2 separate regions of the Homo sapiens genome follow, and region 1 is linked to region 2. A link is an interaction called in ENCODE POLR2A ChIA-PET data of the cell type or tissue named here. Cell type or tissue: MCF 10A. All regions are shown on one strand.

What was found. Peaks named below come from ENCODE experiments on the same cell type or tissue, not always from the same donor. Only the 100,000 strongest peaks of a DNase experiment are listed, where the experiment ranks them.
Region 1: POLR2A ChIA-PET joins it to region 2 with 34 read pairs; 2 of 35 experiments call an interaction of 5 or more read pairs at or near these places.

What each region holds. Positions count from the first base shown.
Region 1 is chr13:73,081,410-73,083,909 of GRCh38, forward strand. No RefSeq gene overlaps it. Among named protein-coding and RNA genes, the nearest start is that of KLF5, 24 kb to the left of the region's middle. In MCF 10A, no CTCF peak of the experiment used is centred here; DNase peaks (open chromatin) are centred at 23 and 1,262.
Region 2 is chr13:73,367,559-73,370,058 of GRCh38, forward strand. No RefSeq gene overlaps it. Among named protein-coding and RNA genes, the nearest start is that of LINC00392, 200 kb to the right of the region's middle. In MCF 10A, no CTCF peak of the experiment used is centred here; a DNase peak (open chromatin) is centred at 1,263.

The DNA.
Region 1 (2,500 bases), 290 kb before region 2:
GACTACAGGTGTGAGTCATCATGCCTGGCTAATTTTGTGTGTGTCTGAAGACGGGAGCCTCCCTGTGTTGCCCAGGCTGGTCTTGAACTCCTGGGATCAAGGGATCCCTCCACCTTGACTTCCCAACTTGTGATTACAGGCGTGAGCTACTGTGTCCACCCCTGCCCTGAAACTTCTTAGATTCTTTTTGTGATTCAGCTCTAATTGATTGATAAGGAGATGTCAAAAAATTACCTCCTATTTCTGTGTGAATTGACTTAAGCCACTGCAGCAATTGAATACATCTAATGTTTGCCAAATTTCCTCTTCATGTTGCACTGTTGATACAGTGTTGGTGTTGGATTTTTGATAAGGTATGTGAACATGAAACTGTGATTATAATGCAAGCAAACATGTAATACCTTGTGTATTTTTAAACAGTATTAGTGAGTTTTCAAGGGAAAATGATTTTCAAAAGGCAACTATGCCTAACCAACTTTTCAAAGTTGCAAATAATTTAATTGCTTATCATTGTTATGCTCATTTAATGACTATCTGGGTTCAAACATATTCTGACTGTTTATCTGTAAACGAGCTACAGCAATTAGACAAAAATTGAGCAATATACCAGGTTCCAAGTGCAATTATGTGACTTGATTTCAAATAAGTAATGTTTTGGGGTTAACTATCTTCAGTTAATTTTTATTCTCCCCACTACTAAGTTATCTTGTTCTACTTCATGTTGTCATTTCATTCTTATATTGCAGCTCACATTAAGCATGTCACTTCATGGCATCCAATTAGAGAATCCTTAGATAAACATGACCTGGCCTGCCTACATAAAAATATTTTTAAAAATCTAGCTAAATTCCTTTTCCTATCTGTAATTAAGCCCACCAGAACTTTTTGGATTAACTCGTGGGCTGTAATGTAACAAAGAAGGGCTTTATTCTCTATTACTAAATCTGGTCCCTACTTTGAAGTTAACCAAATTCCATCTTTGGTTAGATTCTTGACTACAGTGTGAAACTAATCAATGGGAGACTTTTTTAAAAATTACTCATACTGAAGTTATAGGTGACAAAACCTGGAAATTTGTAACTGTTTTAACAGTGACTATTAAGACAAAAAATATGGTGGCTCATGCCTGTAATCCCAGCACTTTGGGAAGTCAAGGCAGGAGGACTGCTTGGGCCCAGGAGACCCTGTCTCTATAAAAACTAAAAAAATTAGGTTGGTGCGTGCCTCGTGCTTGTTGACTCAGCTACCTGGAGACTGAGTGGGAGGATCGTTTGAGCCCAGGAGGCTGAGATTGCAGGGAGCTGTATTCACACCACTGCACTCCAGCCTGAGCAACAGAATGAGACCTCGTCTCAAAAAAATAAAAAGAAGAAAAGCACAATAAATCCCATAAAAGCTATATACGATTGGAAGAGTTTGTTACATGAAAACTCAGAAGTTTCATTTTTGTTTGTAAATCAGCAATCTTTATTCCATCTGACCCTCTCAGTGCATGTCACCCCATGAAGGCATTTGGTGTCATATAAATGGTAATATTCTTAAATATGAAGGTTAAAGCTTAATGCTATTTGGTACCCAAAGACATTTGAATGACTATATATACATATATATATATGTATATATGTATATGTATATATCCACTCACATAATCTTGCCAATTGGAACTTGGCGTACTGCCCAATTTTTGTCTAATCGCTATAGTTTGTTTACAAAGAAACAGTAGGAGTAGATAGATATTGAATAGAAACTCGCATAGACTTCTAGGTAAAGATCTAGCCTTCAGAACTATTCAACAGCTTCTTTGATGAAGGAAACAACCCCCAAATCACTTCGTTTCAACCAGCAAGATCTTGCCCAGGACAAAATTGGATGAATAAAGATGACAGTGTCCAAACTCCTGAGTACTGTCCCAGGAACCTCCAAAGACATGCCATGGAGTCAAGTGGTGGCACCTCTTCCTATCTAAAGTTTCAAGAGATCTTCACCTATTTTAAGCATCTAATGCAGTATTTCTCTCAGATGAATTCCTCGGACACACCTGTAGGAAAAGGGCCCTATGGTTAAACAAGGACCTGCCAAATCTAGAAGATTCACAACACATGCTGGAATAATAAAGTCTCTGAGGTGTTCTGCAATAAATAAATTTAAACAAAAAAAAAACCAAAAGACTGTTAACAGTTTGTCTAAGTTGTTCATTCCTTAGTTCCCCACTTCTCTTCGAACCCCAACAAAAACACACTTTGGATAGGGAATAATCAGTCCCCACCCAGTGGAAAAGTGAGGATTTATAGGCTTATTTTCTGGAGAGGGGAAAGATACAGTATTTCTAAACAGAGTAAACAAGCCCCAGTTTCTAGTACGGTGGCTCATGCCTGTAATTCCAGCACTTTGGGAGGCCAAGTCAGGAGGATCACATGAGGCCAGGTGTTCAAGACCAGCCTGGCCAACATGATGAAACCCCGTCTCTACTAAAAATACAAAAATTAGCCAGGCGTGGTGG
Region 2 (2,500 bases):
GTGCATTTGGTTACTTCAGGTCAAAGAGATTTGCATGAGAAAGTTTTGCACCTGGCAATATAAATTGCATGCTTAATAACTGCATGTGTGGCAAAGGAAATTTTATTAAGGCCTCGGGGCAGATTGGACTTACAGACTGTACATGCTAACACCAGGAAGGGGCAAGCACAGGGGCTAGTTGCAAAGGATTACAATCTGAGTCTAGGTCTGATGTAGACTCCAATTCTGAGCAACACTTTTGATGGTTTGTACCAGGAGTCAGGGCTGGGAAATGCCTCTGAGCTAAACGAGCAGAAGCAGAAATTTGGTACTTGTCTTTATATATGTATATACATACATGTGTGTGTGCGTGTGTGTATATATATATATATGAAATTGTCAAGTTTTGTGGGAGAAGATTAAGTTTAAGAAGTCTAAGAACAGTTTGAATAAGTTACACTCTAGAACTCTGGGGAGATGAAAGGTGAGTGATTAAGGTGGTTTCGATCTACACCATAGTAAGTGTTCAGCACTCTCTTTGGCACAGATCAGTTTGCCAGAATTGTTACACCCTTCCCAGAAGCTTGGGGCTGAAAGATTAAGGACGGTACAGGTCAAAGGTTAGTTATGTTAATATATTTATTTGCGAAAATATACAAAAGCCCTGATTAACCTTGGCTTTTGAAGTCTGAGCTGTCAGTCCTTCACGTTCATGATCAGTTTTCATCTGAAAATGTTTTCAAACAGTCTAGTATCAAAACAGAATCTATGTACCTCAGGTAAAAACATGTTGAACTGCATGGTACCTGTAATACTATGTACACTGGCAGCTTCGTTTGGTAGATACCTATCATGTAAGCTACTCTTTTGCTCCTATAAATTTAGTTACTATTTTAGGAGAGAAGGTAATTTATTAAAACAGACAACAAAAAAAGACGGGGTGAAGGGAACATTCTTTATTATTTAAAAAAAAAATCCTTTTTAGAAATTAAGCTTTCAGCTCCTTAATCTGTTAGGGGAGTACTTACTCAAAAACAAAAGAAAACAAAATGAAAACAAAAACTCTAGGTTCTTTCAGTCTTAGAGGGGTTTAGCAACAAACCATTATTGTTTGCAGACTGATTTTTCTGTGAGAAGGCAAGCTGCCTTAATGACAGCTTATGCAATAACAATCCCTGATATAGTATTTACCTGGATGTAGCAACAACTGTGCTGTAAGCCAAGAAGAAGGAGGAAAAAAAGTCAGTATCTTGTGCGTGAGAAGCTTGTAGATACCCTGAGGTGACTTCATATAATTCTAAAATAGCAGGTAGCTTCTTGCATAGCTAATCAAGGTATCAGCGCCCGGAGCAAATGGAGGTGGCTGACAGCGTGCTTTGGTTTCAGATGCATTCAGCTCTTTTTGAGTGATATGAGCTTAATTCATGTTCTAGTTTCCATACGAAAAGTTTATGCATTCTGATTTGGCAAATATCCTGTCCTATAACCTGACAGCTCTGTGCTTTGATAAAGCTGTTGACCTCAATGTCTTACTTGTACTTATTCATTATATGTGGTGGGAAAGTTAGTATAGTTTAAAAAAGGGAACAGCCTTTTTTTTTATAAAGCATTTGAATTATATACCCCAACCCTCCACTTTTATTCATTGCTTAGCAAAGGAGGATACAGGTGACTCACCTGAAAAACTTGAAATATACTCTGTAGTAAAGTGGAAAGAGCTTAAAGAGAAGGAAGTCTTAAAATTAATTAAAAAAAAGACAGAGAGAAAGGAGTCATCCTGACTTTGTAAGGTGCGTGGGTCATTTCGGGAGAGAGCAGTTCCTGGGTCAGAGTGAAGGTCACAGAGTGACAGCCTCTGATAAGTTTAATTGCTAGTGTCTTGAGGTTTTCTAAAGAAAGCCTAACATTAGCAGGTAGCTTTGGTTTGTCATTGTGTCTATCCAATATCTGGGCTCTCCAACGTGGTGAAACCCCATCTCTACAAAAAATAAAATAAAATAAAATAAAAACAAGTTAGCCAGGCATGGTAGTGCACGCCTGTAGTCCCAGCTACTCAGGAGGCTGATGTGGGAGGATTGCCTGAGCCTGGAAGGTTGAGGCTGCAGTGAACCATGATCATGCCACTGTACTCCAGCCTGGGTGACAGAGTGAGACCCAATCTCAGAAAAAAAAAAAAAAATCTGGTTTCCATTTCTGAGTCCCTCTGGATTAGTGCATAGGGGAAACAGTTTTTCTTAGGGACCATTGGCCACTAGTAAGGCAATAACTAGCCCCGAGGTGGACCTGCCTTACAAAAAGGAGGGCTCTGAATCACATTTATTGCTTTGGCACACAGGAAGCTACAAGTGAAAATGCCATGTGCAAAGAGCCCATAATTTTACTCTAATAGATATTTAGCAGCTTAAATGAAATAACAAGGAATACATTCACCCAGGCGCCATCCAGGAGGATTTGGTGGGTATTTTACATTCCACTCTTTGAAAAGAAAAACATAATTTTTGATACTTTCCCAAGATATATG